2 separate regions of the Homo sapiens genome follow, and region 2 is linked to region 1. Evidence: read pairs that join two places in POLR2A ChIA-PET (ENCODE). Cell type or tissue: Panc1. All regions are shown on one strand. Each heading gives the region's core, and the rest is flanking DNA. Links, peaks and the distances in the headings are about the cores only. Region 1 has its middle 5.5 kb from the start of ZNF784. Region 2 holds the start of SSC5D (scavenger receptor cysteine rich family member with 5 domains).

The links. ChIA-PET counts read pairs that join two places held together with the same protein. Peaks named below come from ENCODE experiments on the same cell type or tissue, not always from the same donor. Only the 100,000 strongest peaks of a DNase experiment are listed, where the experiment ranks them.
Region 2: POLR2A ChIA-PET joins it to region 1 with 13 read pairs; 24 of 35 experiments call an interaction of 5 or more read pairs at or near these places.

Annotation. Positions count from the first base shown.
Region 1 is chr19:55,617,584-55,620,480 of GRCh38, reverse strand. No RefSeq gene overlaps it. Among named protein-coding and RNA genes, the nearest start is that of ZNF784, 5.5 kb to the left of the region's middle. In Panc1, for the core only: no CTCF peak of the experiment used is centred there; no DNase peak of the experiment used is centred there.
Region 2 is chr19:55,485,654-55,488,550 of GRCh38, reverse strand. NAT14 (N-acetyltransferase 14 (putative)) reads right to left here. Exons shown (of 3, transcript NM_020378.4): 2 at 2,771-2,890; 3 at 985-2,143. The coding sequence starts at 2,842. The coding sequence ends at 1,595. SSC5D (scavenger receptor cysteine rich family member with 5 domains) reads right to left here and starts at 115. Exons shown (of 14, transcript NM_001144950.2): 1 at 1-115. RefSeq lists an enhancer at 2,724-2,897. In Panc1, for the core only: no CTCF peak of the experiment used is centred there; no DNase peak of the experiment used is centred there; H3K4me3 peaks cover 2,182 bases; H3K27ac peaks cover 2,286 bases.

The sequences.
Region 1 (2,897 bases), core at 205-2,704:
GCACACCTTTCTGTTCACCCAGTGGGCCCCATGAGATAACTCACAGGCAACTCACAATGTGAACAGAACTCATTCCATTTTCCTCAAAGAAACCTCCATGCTTCTGATGTCATTGGCACCACCACCCAAGCTGGATACCTGGGCAGGTTTAAACCTTCTTCATCCTCATTCTTATGTCCAGTCCCTTATCAGTTTCCCTCAGTTGAGCCAGTTAATATCTTTGGAACTGGAACGTGTTTTCGGCATCACTACACTTGTAGACCAACAGTGGTCTCACACACAGACAACTGCACAGCAGTCCAGTGCCTGCATTTTTTTTTTTTTTTTTTTTTTTTTTTTTTTTTTTTTTTTTTTTTGAGATGGAGTTTTGCTCTTGTTGCCCAGGCTGGAGTCCAATGGCACAATCTCTGCTCACTGCAACCTCTGCCTCCTGGATTCAAGCACTTCTGCCTCAGCCTCCTGAGTAGCTAGGATTACAGGTGGGCGCCATCACGCTCAGTTCATTTTTGTATTTTTAGTAGAGATGGGGTTTCATCATGTTGGCCAGGCTGGTCTCAAATTCCTTACCTCAGGTGATCTACTCGCCTCGGCCTCCCAAAGTGTTGGGATTACAGGCGTGAGCCACTGCACCCGGCCACCTGCCCTCTTCATTCTCCATATGGCATCCATGCAGATCCTTGTCACCAAGACACAGCTCCTTGTGGCTTTGAGACGATTTGGAAATGTGAATGCCTACAGGAGCTGGGTGAAAATGTAAATACACGAGCAAGACGGCCAGGTTCAAGGGGAAAATATCAGCAACATGAAATAATGGCGATTGCCACCAGGTCTCAGAATTGGTATTCAACAAATTGGAGAGTGCCTCTTCAGAAGAGGGTAATGGCTGCTCAGCTCCGGAACACAGATTGGGTTGCCACATCTTCCAGTTTCTTTCAGAAGTTCCATTAGTTCACATTATGTAAAATCTTTTGATTTCCCAATGTTGGCAGTCAAGTCAAACTTTTTAAAAAATGCACAGACTAAACAAAAATGTGTTAGTGGTCATATTCGGCCTTGCAGCTGCCAGTTTCCAGCCTCTAGCCTATAAAATCACCCAAGCCCCACAGTTTGGAATTCAAGACCCTTCAGGGTTTAGCCCCCAGGAACCCAACCTCCAGCCATACTAATCTGTCTTAAATGCTCCAGAATAGCAGGGTTTAGTTCAACACACTAAACTCTCCGCCTGGAAATCTTTGCCACTTCTTTTTTTTTTTTTTTTTCTTATTTATTTATTTTTTTGAGACAGAGCCTTGCTCTGTCGCCCAGGATGGAGTGCAGTGGCATGATCTCGGCTCACTGCAAGCTCCGCCTTCTGGGTTCATGCCATTCTCCTGCCTCAGCCTCCCGTGTAGCTGGGACTACAGGCGCCTGCCACCTGCTCCCACCACCACACCCGGCTGATTTTTTGTATTTTTAGTAGAGACAGGGTTTCACCGTGTTAGCCAGGATGGTCTGGAGCTCCTGACCTCGTGATCCACCTGCCTCGGCCTCCCAAAGTGCTAGGATTACAGGCATGAGCCACCGTGCCCGGCCTCTTTGCCACTTCTTTACCTGGAAAACTCCAGTTGGTTTATGTCATCGTTCAGGGATCACCTTCTCCCCAAGAAGCTTTTCTAGCCCCCCTTCCACTCTGACAGGTGACTCCTCTGTGCTCCCTCAAGCCCTAGTGATACTTCCAAGTCCCTTACACTGTGAGGCTCCATTTCCATGTTACTGCTGAACCCTGAACCCTGGGGGCACTGGCACAACGTCTGTCTCATGCTGGGTCTTCAGCATTAGAACATGGAGCCACACAGGGTAGCTGCTCTCCCATGGGTCACACAGGACTCACCCAAGCAGCGCTCTTACCTAGTTTCATCTTCAAGTTTCTTTTTTTCCTTTTTTTTTTTTTTTTTTTTTTTTGAGATGGAATCTCGCTCTTGTCGCCTAGGCCGGAGTGCAGTGGCGCAATCTCAGCTCACTGCAACCTCCACCTCCTGGGTTCAAGTGATTCTCCTGCCTCAGCCTCCCGAGTAGCTGGGATTACAGGCACCTGCCATCACGCCCAGCTAATTTTTGTACTTTTAGTAGAAAGGATGGTTCACCATGTTGGCCAGACTGGTCTCGAACTCCTGACCTCAGGTGATCTGCTCGCCTTGGGCTCCCAAAGTACTGGGATTACAGGCATGAGCCACTGCACCTGGCCTCATCTTCAAGTTTCTGTACTGAAGTACTCTGGGACTGAAGTCCAAATTATTTATTTGTTGAGATGGAGTCTCACTCTGTCACCCAGGCTGGATGCAGTGGTGCGATCTCAGCTCACTGCAATCTCTGCCTCCTGAGTTCAAGTGATTCTCCTGCCTCAGCCTCCTGAGTAGCTGGGATTACAGATGCCCACCACCATGTCCAGCTAAGTTTTGTATTCTTAGTAGAGATGGGGTTTCACCACTTTGGCCAGGCTGGTCTCAAACGCCTGACCTCAAGTGATCTGCCCGCCTCGGCCTCCCAAAGTGCTGGGATTACAGGCGTGAACCACCATGCCTGGCCTGGAGTCCAAATTCTGTGGATTTTTGAGATGTCCCTGGAGCACCTTTGTTCTTCAGGACCCCAGGCCCTTCTTCTAACAAATGAGATAACTAAACACACATTGCCAGGCATACATCTTGCTGTTCCCAGAGCCAACATGAGAGCTGTGAACGGGCTTTTGAATCTCCCAATCATTACCCTGGAGGACAAGTGCTAAGAGGGAGCTGTATCATGACCATCAGTCTGCACATGGTTGTGAGGCAGCCACGGCAGCCGGATGGGAGTTCTCTTTTGTGTTACTTGAGGCCAAGGGGCACGTCCAATTCATCTGTTTCCCCAGTGCCCAGCTCAGG
Region 2 (2,897 bases), core at 92-2,591, 130 kb after region 1:
AGAGCGGGGAGAGAAGAGGAGGAGGCAGCTGGGGAGAGAGGGAGGGAGGGAAGTGCCTGCTGGAGGCGCCCAGGCCCGAGGAGGAGCAGGCAGGGCTGGACGCTTTGCCAGGAGGAAGAAAGAGGCTGCAGGGAGGCGGCAGGGGACGGTGGGGGGGAGGGGGGGCGGGAGGGGGCTGGCCGTCTGCTGAGGCATGGGGGGGAGGGGGGTGGCGGGCGGGAGGGAGGGTGTCCAACTGCAGACACCCACACGGGAGATGGAGACGACGGCCAGGCAGGCTCCAGCCAGCAAAGTGCTGTGCCCAGAGATGCTTAGGGGGTGGCCGGCTGCAGGAAGGCACAGGACAGGGGTTGGGGGACGTGTGCGGGGGGGGCGCAGCATGAGCGGGAGGGGCGCCCACCTGCTGTCTCCCCTCTTGTCTGGTCAGGGAAATCCAGTGAGACCACTGCTAGGGTTGGGGGCTGGGCAGACCTGGGGTTCTTGGTGCAGCAGCAAGAAGATTTGCAGCCAGACACCAGGAGGGACTTCCTGGGTTAGGAAAAGAGACTGAAAGACCCGGCCCTCCAGTCCTCCCACTCACTGGTGGATCTGAGTGTGAAGCCCCCAGTCCCCAGCTGAGAGAGGAGAGGTTGAACTTCACTGTCCCAGAGGGAGCTGGGGTCGGGGGATAAGCAGCACAAGGGTCAAGGCTTGGGAAGGGGAGGGGCTCCACACACTCTTCCACACACTCACACACACACACACACACCCCACTGCCTGCACACCAGGCAGCTGTGAGGCGGAAAAAATTCGGTAATGGGGAGCGTGACTCAGAAGGGCTGGCAGGGCCTCGGGCTGCCCCTGAGCTCACAGCCTCCCCTTCTCCCAGTCCAGCACCGTCCCCCAACAATTAATGTTAACTGGGGAAAGGAGAAGCCAGACAGAAATGGGCGGGGGTGTCCGGAGACAGACTGGGAAAGCCATCAGAGAAGAGACAGGCACACAGCGGTTTCAGGCTTTATTAACAAACGGTGTAAAAAACCAGACGGATCTGGAGGAAGGGACAGGGCTGCCCGTCTCAGCTCTCAACCTTCCCAGAGAGGGGCCAGGCCTGGCAGCCCTGTGCGTCGCGCCTCCTAAGCAGTCAACCTTGTCCCCTCCAAGGACAGGCATCTGACCCAATCCAGGTCCCAGGGAGGCGGAGTCGCAAACCCTAACTCTGGGGTGTATTCTGCTCGGCCTCCTCTCCCCCTCCCCAGATAGCTCTCCCAGCCTGGGGCACGGACAGCACAGACTTTGCAGACATCACCCGGGGAGGTTTCTCAGTGCAGACAGGAGCTGAGGTAGGGGTTGGAGAGGCTGACCTCGAGAGGCCCCCGAGGGCCAGGAAGGAAAAGGAGTCATTCCACTCTGAGAAGCTCAAACACAACAGACTTCACACTGCTGACGGGTGGACAGAGGCCAGGCTCCTCCCCTCGGCAGGCCTCTGTTTCTGGGCCCAGGGTGGTTGAGGACTCACTGAGGGAGAGCAGGTAAAAGAACCCGCAGACAGTAGGCGATCATCAGGTGCTGGCGCCCCTCCCTCCTCCCCTGCCCTGGCTGTCAGTCTGTAGCTTCACAGGTCTTTGCTGAATTCCCTCACCAGCGTGTAGCCCAGGCAGCCCCAGCCCCCCTCGGCCTGGTAGCCACAGCCCTCCAGCATCCCTCCCACCCCCCAGGCGGCCACAGCCACGGGGACCACGAGCCGGGCCCGGGGCTCCCCCATGCCCCCAGCCCAGGCCCGAGCCCGGGCCTCCGCGAAGGCCAGCAGCCTCCTGCCCACGCCCCGGCGGCGGTGCCAGCGAGAGACAGACAGGCGGGTGACCCGGGCCCCGTCCCCTGCATTTGTGCCAGGGGCCAGAGCCAGGACCCCACACACGTCACCGGAGCCCCGCACGGCCACCCAGGGGCCCCCCAGGCCACCCGGCGGAGGCAGCGAGCCCCATCGGGCCCGCAGGCCCAGCTTCACGGCGGCCACAGCCAGGAACACCGGCAGGAGGAGGGCCAGGGCGAAGGAAGCCAGGACAAAGCGCAGGCCGCTGCTGGCCGCCGCCAGGAGGAGCAGGGCCGGCGGCCGTGTCAAGGCATGGAGGGCCACGCGGTTTTCCGTGTCCTTCACGCCGGCCTGTGGGCAGGAGGGGTGGCTCAGCCATCCGAAACGCTAGGGCCTCCTGGACAAAGAGAGGAGGTAGACCCTGCCCGGGGCGGGGTGAGAGCTCCCAAATGGGAAGGGAAGGCAGCACAGTCCGATGTTCAGTGTGGCACACTGGGTATGGAGTGAATGAATGAACGAGAGCGAATGATGGATGGATGAGTGAATTAGGAGCTGTGGGGGCACTCAATTCAGTAGCAATGCCGCAGTGAGGCCCCAGGGAAGTAAGGACAGGGAGGTTGCCTCAGGCTGGAGTGGAGGCTGGAGGGAGGCTGCTGGGCTAGGTTGGGGTGCTGGGCTGTGCTTTGAAGAGTTGGGGTCCGAGGCACAGAGCTGGCTGTTGTGCTGGCGTGCACAGCCGACTGGAGATGGGAGACCAGGGAGGGCGTTGGTGCTGGGGTCCCAGTAGGGCTGGGGGGGTGAGCCCCCACCTGCCACACCTGCTGTGGTTTTCAGCAGCAGGGCGGCTGAGGCTCAGGAGGAAAAGATCCCGCTCCAGGGGTCCAGGCTGGCTCAGGTGGGTGGGAGGGGGTGGCTGAATCCACTTGCAATTCCCCCACTGCAGCCACTCCCAGGCCCCCTGGGGCCCCTGCCTCTCACCTTCAGCATCTCCAGCACCAGGGGCTTCTCATCTTCCCTCATCTCCCGCACTGACAGGTGGCTGGGGGCCATGGCAACCCCCAGGCCCCGGCCCCCCAGAAGGGAGCTGGCGTCGTGCACCTGGTGA